Regions from separate parts of the Homo sapiens genome. Here region 2 is linked to region 1. A link is a contact called in ENCODE Hi-C or POLR2A ChIA-PET data. All regions are on one chromosome and are shown on one strand. The core of a region is the stretch at or near the end of the contact, and the rest is flanking DNA. Distances in the headings are between cores, read along the strand shown. Region 1 holds the start of ZNF503-AS1 (ZNF503 antisense RNA 1). Region 2 overlaps ZNF503-AS1 (ZNF503 antisense RNA 1).

Region 1 (5,481 bases), core at 1,189-3,688:
CTCTGAGCCCTCAGGGACAGTGGGGAGTGGGCCTGGCAGGGGTGGTCTGTATGTGACAGGAGTGGGGGAATGCCCCACCTTCACAAGGACGCAGTAGAGGCTCAATCCTAAAAAACACAGCCCAAACCAAGTCCAGAGAGGATTTGGAGGCTCCGGGGAGGAGCTAAGAGGTTACCAGCGTCTCCTTTGGGAAGTGGGTGAGAGTCCATCCCACATGCCTTATCTGGGCAGATCTCATTTCCTGGTGGAGGAAAAGGAGGAGATCTTTGTGTTTCTCCTCTGTTTTTTCCCTTTCAGACAGACCAGACATCAGATCTCAGTCAGATAAATCCAGCTGAAAGAAAGGGGCTGAGGCCAGGGCTGGCACAAAGAAAAGGATCCCTTGCCAAAGTCACACAGGAAGATACTCCAAAAGACCCTCGCCCAAAGAAGAGGGCGGACGGGGTTCCCCTGGAGCTCCCTTTCCCTAAGGGCCTGGCGTTGGGCTTTCGATCCTAGTTCCACATGAGGTTTCATGTAAATGATTGTATTATTATTATTTTTTTGCATGGGTGAAAAGTCACAAATTATTAACGCTGAATTTCAAAGACTGCAGTCTTCTCACTCTGGGGTGGCATCTCTTCACTGTTCAGGCACGGGCAGCCTCACAGAACGGACGTGGCCCAGACCTCACTTGACCTCTGAGAGGCCCTGAAGGCAGTCGCCCAAGGGCAGGGGCAGGGGACAGGGCGGAGGGGGAGGACACTGAGCGGAGCGGGGAAGGAAGAGAGAGGAGGGGTGGGGAAGGAGAGGAGGGGCGGCGGGGAGCCCGGAGAGAAAGAAGGGAGACCCCGGAGAGGAAGAGGGGGAGGCCCGGGAGGGCGCGCGGAGGGGGTGTCAGCGAGGGGCCGCCTGTCAGGGTTCTATCTGCGCGATGATTGATGCGGGCCCGGGTTTTTCTGTCAGCCTGTCACGGCGCAGGAATGTTTAATGTTCTCATTATTGGTTACGCTGTTGTGTATATTTCTCTGTCAGCACCGCGGACCCAGCTGAACTGGCAGAGCACTTCAAAGGCCTACGGGTCATTCATCATCCCCATGACGCTCCGGCAAATGCTCAGCTTCAGCCCCGCGCCAGGGATTTGTTATGACTTGCGAGCCGCCTGACAGACAGGGCTGCGGCGGCCGGGAGGGGACGCGCGGGAGGCGGGCTCCGGGCCCTTCCTGTCACGCCGGGCCCGCGACTCCGACTCGGGGGGCAGGCGGCACGGCGCGGGGCGGGCCCGCCTGGGCGACCCCCGGGAGGGGTGGCAGGAGGAGGCAGGGGCGCGCCCCCTCATGGGCCCCGGGGCGCCCTCACACCTCTCCCTGCAGTCCCGCCCTCCTCCTCCTGGCGGGCGGCGGCCTCTCCCAAAGTTGTGCCGCAGACCCAGAGGTTGAGGGGGGGAAAAGCGAAACTTGCAACCGTCCAGGGCCAGGGAGGGGCGGGAGCTGGGAGCGAGAGCAGGAGAGTATCGGAGCTTTGTTTCCTTTCCCAGGCCGTGACATGATTAATCGTTTTCTTCTGATCTAATTTTGGAACATGAAAAACAGCACATTTGTCTTGAAGAAAAATGATGTGCCGAACTGCGCAGATGGAAATTTCGAGCAATGAGAAAGATTAAAGTGAAACCCCACTCCTTAGACCTAATCATGAGTTGTAGATTATTCTGTCGGCCCAGCCAGATGGTAGCTCTGATTCCACAGCCCCTTCTTATATTAATGAATACTCGACTGTTATATTTGACTTAGGTAAGTGAAATGTCTATCAGAGCTAATGGACTGCCAGCCAGCATAACACATGTTGTACCGCTAAGGGTCCTTCTGCATTTTTCATGTTTTATACTAATGTAGAACATTTTGTTTCCTACTGTTTTTCATCATTGTCACTGTTTGCTAAATATTTTCACATGGAAGGGGGGAGAGAGAGAGACAAAGTCAGGAGGAAAAAGAACCCCCCTCCAAACTTGTGTCCAAAGCTAATTTCCTCCCGTTGGGCTTGGCTATAACTCTACAAGTAAAACAGTCACCCCGAGCAATACGTACAGGAACTCAATAGTAACGTGATTAAGTTCCTAGTCAACAAGACTACACTCGACTGTATGTTAACAAACCTAATTATAGCCCCGTGGTAATAAATTGGGCCAGGGCCCTGGCTGCACATCTCTGAGGTCATGTCTAGGAGAGCTGTTTGACCCTCTTGTCTCAGGGAAGAGAATTGTCCTGGAGAGGGGTCCCTGTCTCAGCATGGTAGAGGGGCTGTTTTCTCCCTGACCTAGTTGTCCAGCCCCTGGGAGGATGGGTGGATGCCAGGAAGCATTTCAGAGCGGAAGGTCATCGGCATGAGAACTGGGTATTAGGATTTGCTGGAGGAGACCGGAAGGGCAGTGGCTTCTGAGCCATTGGCCCCTTTCACGTTGTGAGTGGCATCAGGATGTCTGAGAGGAGAGCATGGTGTTTTTGCTTCATTGGATCCATGCAGGTCTTGGAGGGTGGTGGCCCACTCTTTCTGGGCCAAGTAGAGGGTGGCTCAGACACCCCCCCTTCCTCCAGGCTTCTCATCTGTAACTGGTGAAGCCCGGAAGAGCTTGTTGTTCAAGAGGAAATCTTGTGTTACTTCTTTATGAAGGACTCCAGCCTGGTGGAGATGAATGAGTCCTGAAGATGGAATCGAAGCTGTTTGGGCACAAGTAAGCTGGAAGGGGTTGAGGGACATTTTCAAGGAGTGATGTCTTGAGAGAAAAATGGAAAGAAATCCACAGGCAGAAAAGAGATATCTAGATATGAAAACATGGGGCAGGGGGAGGGAGAGAGAGAGAAGAGAATGCAGAGAAAGAGAGAGACATACAGGAGAGGACGTGTAGGTACCAACAGAGGAGATGGCCCATGAACTCAGAGGAGAAACTCTTCTTGCCTCAGCCAAAGTGAGCTTCCTAAAAAGCCATTTTGACCCCTGCTAAAAATTCTCTCCTGGCTGTGATTCCTACGGGAGTCAGTTGCAGTGTCTTGGCTGGGAATAGGTGAGCCTCTCCATCTACCCCCAGTTTCTCTCTCCAGCCTTATCTCTCACTTGTCCTCAACTGTGACCTTGCCCTTCTGCCACATGAGCCTTCTTAGGATCCCCAAGAGTGCCAGCCTCTTTCAGAACAGTGTGATTTTATCTGTGTTTATTTCTGTCTATCCTACTCTCCTGTATTCTTTCCCTGGCAAACTCCTACTCATCCTTCAAGACTCAGCTCTCAGATCTCCTCCTCTGTGACATTTTCCTGACATTCCCAGGAGGCATTATTCATCCTCTGACCCCCACCCCCGACTCTAGCTAGGCTGCATTGAAAAATGTCTGTGTTTACAAGTCTCTTGCTCTACACCTTCCTTCCTCTACAGCTATTCCTCTGCTCATTCGTTTACTCATTCAAGAAATGTACATTAAGACCTTACTGTGTGACAGATATTGTTCTAGACACTGGGGATTTAGCAATATACAAAATCCCCTGCCCTTCTGGAGGTGTATTTGTGGATTTCATTCATTTCAGTAGCTGTATTTGTGGATGTATTAATGAGGCTCTTTTATAGTAAGAAACAGAAACTTGCTCAGGCTAGCTCTAGAAATGGGTATTACTGTAAAATGGTGGCAATAAGGAAGGCAGAAAATCTCACAGAGACCCAAGAGCAGCTGCACAGCTGAGCTTCACAGCTTCTGTAACTCGTTAATTGGCTCATTCATGGCCCTTCCTAGGCCCATGTCATTTAAGAAACTTTTTATTGTGATATGAAATACATACATAAAAGTGCATATATCACAAAAGTACAGCTCAATGAATTTTCACAAACTACAACCCATAAAGAGGTGAAGAAACATAACATTCATTACCCCAGTACCTCCTATCCTCCTTTATTTCATTTTTAAGATACATTCTCATCCCAGCTTCTCCCCAACTGTTTACCATGTGATGTTTTGATTTCTGTTTTCACTGGATTCATTTTATAAACAGCTTTATTTAGGTGAAACCTACATACCGTAAAATCATCCATTATAAATGAACAATCCAATGATTTTTTAGTAAGTTTATAAAGAGCAACCATGATCACAATCCAGTTTTAGAACATTTCCATCATCCCAAAGAATCCTCCTGAGTCAATTTTCAGTCAGTACTCAGTTCCAGCCCCAACCCCAGCCCCAGACTACCAGGTTTTACGTTTAGGTCTGGGATCCATTTTTTAAAAATAATTTTACTAAGATATAATTCACATACTGTAAAGCCTACACTTTAGAAGGTAAAATTATGTGTTTCTAATATATTTACAAAGCTGTACAAATATCACCCCTATTTAATTCGAGAACATTTTAATCACCAAAAAGAAACCCCATATCTATTCATAGTCACTCCCCACTTTTCCCTCCCTTTAGTCCTGGAAATCACTACTCTCCTTTCTGTCTCTATGGATTTGCCTATTCTAGACATTCCACATGAATAGAGTCATATAATATGTGGCCTTTAACGCCTGGCTTCTTTCACTCAGTATAATGTTTTCAAGATTCATCCATGTTGTAGTATGTATGAGAACTTCATTCCTTTTTATGGCCAAATAATATTCCATTGTATAGATTCACAATATTTTGTTCATCCATTCCTATACTGATAGACATTTGGATTGTTTCTACTTTTGGCTCTTATGATGAATAATGCTGTTATGAACATTTATGTACAAGTTTTTATGTGGCCATGTTTTCAGTTCTTTTGGGTATATATGTAGGAGTGGGATTGCTGGGTCATGCGCTGACTAGGTTTAACTTAAAATTTTTTAATATAAATTAAAAAATGTTTTATTTTTTATTAAATAAACAGAGATGGGGTTTCACCTTGTTGCCCAGGCTGGTCTTGAACTCCTGGACTCAAGCAATCCACCTGCCTTGGCTTCCCAGAGTGCTGGGATTGCAGGCATGACCTACCATGCTTGGTGTATGTTTAACTTTTTTTTTTTTTTTTAGACAAGGTTTCACTCTTGTTGCCCAGGCTGGAGTGCAATGGTGTGATCTAGGCTCACTGCAACCTCCACCTCCCGGGTTCAAGTGATTCTCCTGTCTCAGGCTCCCAAGTAGGTGGGATTACAGGTATGTGCCACCATGCCCAACTAATTTTGTGTTTTTAGTAGACATGAGGTTTCACCATGTTGGTCAGGCTGGTCTCGAACTCCTGACCTCAGTTGATCCACCCGCCTCGGCCTCCCAAAGTGCTGGGATTACAGTTGTGAGTCACCATGCTCAGCCTTGTTTAACTTTTTGAATGTGATCTATTTGAAGTTAATTTCTGTGTATGGTATGAGGTAAGAGTTTAAGTTTATTTTTTTGCATATGGATATCCAGTTGTCCCCCATAACGTTTTTTAAATCATGAATTTGCATGGGATTTTGTCAGGTGTTTTTTCTGCATTTACTGAGTGAGCTATTGAACTTTCTGAGTATT
Region 2 (5,481 bases), core at 1,035-3,534, 40 kb after region 1:
GGCAGAGACGCTCCTGACCTCCCAGACGGGGTCTCGGCCGGGCAGAGGCGCTCCTCACATCCCAGATGGGGCGGCGGGGCAGAGGCGCTCCCCACATCTCAGACGATGGGCGGCCCGGCAGAGACGCTCCTCACTTCCTAGATGTGATGGTGGCCGGGAAGAGGCGCTCCTCACTTCCTAGATGGGATGGCGGCCGGGCGGAGACGCTCCTCACTTTCCAGACTGGGCAGCCAGGCAGAGGGGCTCCTCACATCCCAGACGATGGGCGGCCAGGCAGAGACACTCCTCACTTCCCAGACGGGGTGGCGGCCGGGCAGAGGCTGCAATCTCGGCACTTTGGGAGGCCAAGGCAGGCGGCTGCTCCTTGCCCTCGGGCCCCGCGGGGCCCGTCCGCTCCTCCAGCCGCTGCCTCCCGGGCGGCCTAAATTTTTCAATTGATTATTTTTAACAACATATTTAAGTTCTCTGTTGAAATTCTCCACTTGGAATTAATTTTCTTTAATGTATTAATGACATTTTAAAAAACTGTATCTGAGAACTCCCATGTATAAGTCACCTAGAAGTCTATTTTTATTATTTAGTCTTTCTCTGGTTTTTGGTCACTTGGTCTTGTCCCCTGGTAAGTCTTATAATTTCTTATTAAATGCTGGACATTGTGGATAAGAAATTATAGTGCAGATTTGAGGCTCTAGATAACACTTTCTTCCTCCAGAGAGGATTTTCTTTTGTCTCAGGGTCAAATTGCATCTCATCTTGGATCGGGCTGGTTTAAATCTGTGCTTCAGCTTTTGCAATGGCTGATTTATTTATATATTCTAGAAATAAGGTTAGGCCTTATTTTAAAACTATATCCCATTAGGAGTCCCAGTGCAAAGCTGGAGATGCTTGCTAGGTTCCTTTGCTTATGCCAGCCCAGAAGTCTTTTTTGTTTTCTCTAACCCTGAGTCCCAGGAGACTGCTGAAATCTCTGCTCAGCTTCTGGATCCTTCAACTGTTTGTGTGCAAATCTGCAAATTACTTCTGGAGAAAAATGCAGTCAGATGTCTGCTTCACATGAATGACCTCATTTTTCTTCATGATCTTTGTCTTCATTTCCCTGTTAACTTTTCTTCATTTTCAAACCAGATTTCCTAGTTGGTTTTGGCAAGGAGGTCGGTCTGATATGAGGCAATCCACCATATCCAGAAGCAAAATTAAGAGTATGGACTTTGGAATCAAACTTCCAGGATTCAAATCTCAGTTCCATCATTTACTTGCATTGTGATCATGAGCAAGGTATTAACTTTTCTGAGCCTCAGTTTTCATATCTCTAAAATGTGGATAATACAGTATCCACTGCCTTATAGGGTTGTTGTCATAATTTAGAATGTGTGTGTGTGTGTATGTGTGTAAACTTAGAAAAGTGCCCAGAACACTGAGATGCAAAAAATGCTATATTGGCGTTTGCTATCATTATTTTTATTTGACTAAATTTTCCTTCCAATTATTTTCCATTGTATAATTTCAGTGACACATCCTTAATAGGCCTCCACTGGCTACTGGATAAAGTCCAAACTCTACATCTGCTGTTCTCAGCCCTGGTAGAATAGCAGGGTAATCTGTGGTGCTTTTAAAACTCTTGAGAACCCAGCCAAACCAGGCCAATTACATTAGAATTTTTGAGATAGGATCTAGAAATCAGTAGTTCTAAGAGACCCCCAGGTGATTTCAATGTTCAGCCAAGATTGAAAACCTCTGGCTTTCAAGATCACTAACAGTCTAGCCCCAACCTATCTTTCTAACCATAATTCTCCTTTATCCCAACATGAGCATTTCCTTGTAGCAAGCCTATCTATTCAAGGTCCAGACTTCCACCTATATGATCTCCTGGTGGCTCATGCAAGGCTCAGAAGCTGATGGTTTATCTCTTCTCCCTCCCTTCCATGGTGGTGTGGGTGGGGACACAGGCATGAACCTCTGTCTTTGTCCCTCCCTCCTGGCCTTCATTTCCAGTTCACCATAACTTGAATCTGTTTCATAGCAATGTTTCCCATGTGTTCTTTTGTTTTCTGTTCTTCTACTCATCCTTCCAGACCTTTTGCTGAAGACTTTTAACCTTTCTCTGTTCAAGACTAAGACATCTCCCATTCCTCACTAGAAACACACTTTTCATCTATTTCCCTGACATTATCAACTGGCAGCATGGCATGGTAGCTAGTTTCCAATCATAAGACTGGAGAAACCTGGCCTGCCCTCAGGAACTGACTTTGGCCAACATCATTCTCATTTCTACTTCTGTTTCTTTGGGCTACCTTATTGGCCTAGAATATCTCTACTCCTTCCTGTCTGTCTGCTAATTTGCAGTCTATTCCACCTCAAAGTTTCACTTCTTCTATTACACCTACTAAGCATCTCCAATGCAAACTGTTCTTCTGCTTTTCCTGTGCTTCTACTCACCCTGTCTATTCACAATTTTAGGTCCAAATTACATGTTCCAATGGAGGACTTGGAAACACATTAGAAACTCAATATTTAATACTTCCTTGTTAGACCTATACAGAATTGTCAAAAAAAAAAAAAAAGCCTAAGCTGAAAATTCCCAAAACTGATTTTCAAATCATCATCGTTATTATTATTATTATTTGCCTTAGAAGTGAGGCACATTTGCTAAATGTTAGGGAGCTCTGGAAAGGAGCATGGGTTGGTAGGAATAGGGTAGGGAATTGCACTCACTTTCTTCTTCTGCATAACAGATGACCACAATCACAGCAGCTGAAAACAACACCGGTTTATTATGTCTCAGCTCTGTGGGTCAGATGTCCAGGTGGCTTGTCTGATTTCTCTGTTTTGGATCTCACAAGGCCAAAATCAAGATGTTGGCCAGGCTGGGATCTTCTTGGAGGCTCTGGGGAAGAATCCATTTCCAACCTCATTCAGGTTGTTGGCAGATTCAGTTCCTGGTAACTGTGGGACTGAGGTCCCCATCTTCTTGCTGGCTAGGGTGTCACTCTCAGCCTATTGAGGCCACTCTCAGATCCTTCCATGTGGCCCCCTTAATCTCAGCAACAGAGAATTCCCATGCATTGAATTCTCCTGCCTTATTTTTCTGCTACCAGCTGGAGAAAACTCTCTGCTTTTAAAAGGCTTGTCTTACTGGGTTAAGCCCACCCAGCTAATCTCTCTATCTTAAGGTCAACTGACTTGGGTCTTTAATTATATCTGAAAAATTCTGGCAGGGTGTGGTGGCTCACACCTGTAATCCCAGCACTTTGGGAGGCCAAGACAGGTGAATTGCTTGAGCCCAGGAGTTTGAGACCAGCCTGGGTAACATGGTGAAACCCCATCTCTACAAAAAACACAACAATTAGTCGGGCGTGGTGGTGCGTGCCTGTAGTCCCAGCTACTTGGGAGGCTGGCTTAAGGTAGGAGGATGGCTTGAGCCCAGGAGGCCAAGGTTGCAGTGAGCCGAGATCGTGCTACTGCCCTCCAGCATGGGCAACAAAGTGAAAACCTGTCTTAAAAAAAAATTCTCGGTGGGGCACGGTGGCTCACACTTGTAATCCCAGCACTTTGGGAGGTCGAGGTGGGCGGATCACGAGGTCAGGAGTTCAAGACCAGCCTGGCCAACACGGTGAAACCCCATCTCTACTAAAAATACAAAAATTAGGGTGGTGGCAGGCGCCTGTAATCCCAGCTACTCAGGAGGCTGAGGCAGGAGAATCGCTTGAACCCAGGAGGCAGAGGTTGCAGTGAGCCAAGATCGTGCCACTGCCCTCCAGCCTGGGTGAAAGAGCTAGACTCCGTCTCCAAAAGAAAAAAAAATTCTCCACAGCAGTACCTAGATTAGTGTTTGGTTGAATAACCAGGGTATGGGAGTCTTGGGGAACCATCTTTAGAATTTTGCCAACCACAGGACTGATGAAGCAGAAAGCCAGAGAACCAATAAGGAAAGGACCACTTAGGTTCAGTGGACCAGTGGCTTGCAGAGCAAAAGCACCCTTCAGGATCACCTAATCTAGCCCTTTTATTCTTTGGATTGGAACACCAATACCTAGAGAGGGGAAGGGAATTTATAACTAATCTTCTATACATTCACCCTGGGCCAGATGTTGTACTAAATGCTTATGGAGAATATAGAGATAAATAAGACCCAGCATCTGCCCTTAGGATTTTATTACCCATGCATCCAAGGTCCGTGGAAGTTTATCTTAAGAAAATAGCTACTTAATCCTTGGAAATTATAGAATTGTGTGCTAGAAATGGACCTCAGAGATCAAATGTTCCAGTGTTTCTTAAGAATAGAAACAGTGACTTTAGATGACATGTAGACCAACATTTTAAATTGTAATCATAACGTCTTTATGTTAATGTTACCTTCTACTTATGGCAAATGATGCTATATTCCCTGCATTACAATGACATAAAGTTTCCTTCTGCCCTCTTTCCCTCACTCTCTCTTTTTTCCTTTTTTCACCTTGCATTTATGGAACACTTACTGTAGAAGACAACAGACGATGGTACTTAAGGCTTTGGCTTTGGAAAAAGAGATACCTGGATTCTGATCCTGAAGTCTCTCACTTAAACTTTACAAGTCTCACTTTCTCATCAGATAAGTAAGGAGAAATATATTATTTAAATGACATCATGTGTGTAAAGTGCTTAACAGAGGGCCCATAACATTGTAAGGATCTAATTGATGTTAGCAATTATAAAATTAACCCTTTTCTGGTCCAAGGGGAGAGGGGATTTCTGGTAAGGGGAGCTGGGCCTTGTTTCCCTGACCTCTCTGGGGAGTGGCAGCAGTGCTCAGGGCCCTCATCCCTCTCCTCCTCTCTCCTGGGACTTTTGAGAGTCTGGGAAGGTGCCTGAGATCTGGAACTTTCTGGAGAGAGAGCAAATGGATACAGAAAGTAAAGGAAATAATGGAAGGTGTCGCCATAGGGACATGCCTGTGGGAATCATCCATTCTTTGGAGAAGGAACACACACAGATTGGGCACCAGCGGTGTGCCCTGCTTCGAGAATCTTGCAGGGAGTGAGGCAGCTGCAATAGTTCCTATTCTGTCTCTACCCTAAGCCTCCTCCCAAGTCACTCTCGCTCTTTGCCTCCCTCTCTTTATTGAAAGAGTTGTTGAAGGCCGGGCACGGTGGCTCATGCCTGTAATCCTAGCACTTTTGGAGGCCGAGGCGGGTGGATTGCTTGAGCTCAGGAGTTTGAGACCAGCCTGGGAAACATGGTGGTGAAACCTCGTCTCTACTAAAATACAAAAAATTAGCCGGACATTATGGTACACACCTGTAATCCCAGCTACTAGAGAGGCTGAGACAGGAGAATTGCTTGAACCTGGGAGGTGGAGGTTGCAGTGAGCCGAGATCGTGCCATTGCACTCCAGCCTGGGTGACAGAGCGAGACTCCGTCTCAAAAAAAAAGAAAGAGTTGTTGAAATATCTCCTCCCTCTAAAAAATCTTCTTGCTCTGTTTGGAGTAGGAAGATGTTTCTCT

Evidence for each region. A loop is a pair of places that touch in the nucleus more often than their neighbours do. ChIA-PET counts read pairs that join two places held with the same protein, here RNA polymerase II (POLR2A). Pooled maps may share reads with other maps.
Region 2: a pooled map shows a loop between it and region 1 (2.2-fold over the local background). The contact joins the enhancer-like site here to the promoter of ZNF503-AS1 in region 1. A Hi-C loop is called at or near these places in 1 of 168 maps with a recorded cell type or tissue (posterior vena cava) and 2 of 50 pooled maps. POLR2A ChIA-PET finds 5 or more read pairs at or near these places in 2 of 52 experiments (HEK293T and MCF 10A).

Annotation. Positions count from the first base shown.
Region 1 is chr10:75,293,945-75,299,425 of GRCh38, forward strand. ZNF503-AS1 (ZNF503 antisense RNA 1) reads left to right here and starts at 2,439. Exons shown (of 4, transcript NR_038226.1): 1 at 2,439-2,707; 2 at 5,008-5,130. It also overlaps a transcript of ZNF503 not described here. RefSeq lists silencers at 1,140-1,249, 1,270-1,319.
Region 2 is chr10:75,333,832-75,339,312 of GRCh38, forward strand. The region is part of intron 2 of ZNF503-AS1 (ZNF503 antisense RNA 1); the gene reads left to right. It also overlaps a transcript of ZNF503 not described here. Among named protein-coding and RNA genes, the nearest start is that of ZNF503-AS1, 40 kb to the left of the region's middle. Within about 2 kb of position 2,285, at least 2 of the 41 ENCODE cell types and tissues checked have a DNase peak (open chromatin) inside an H3K27ac peak, as active enhancers do.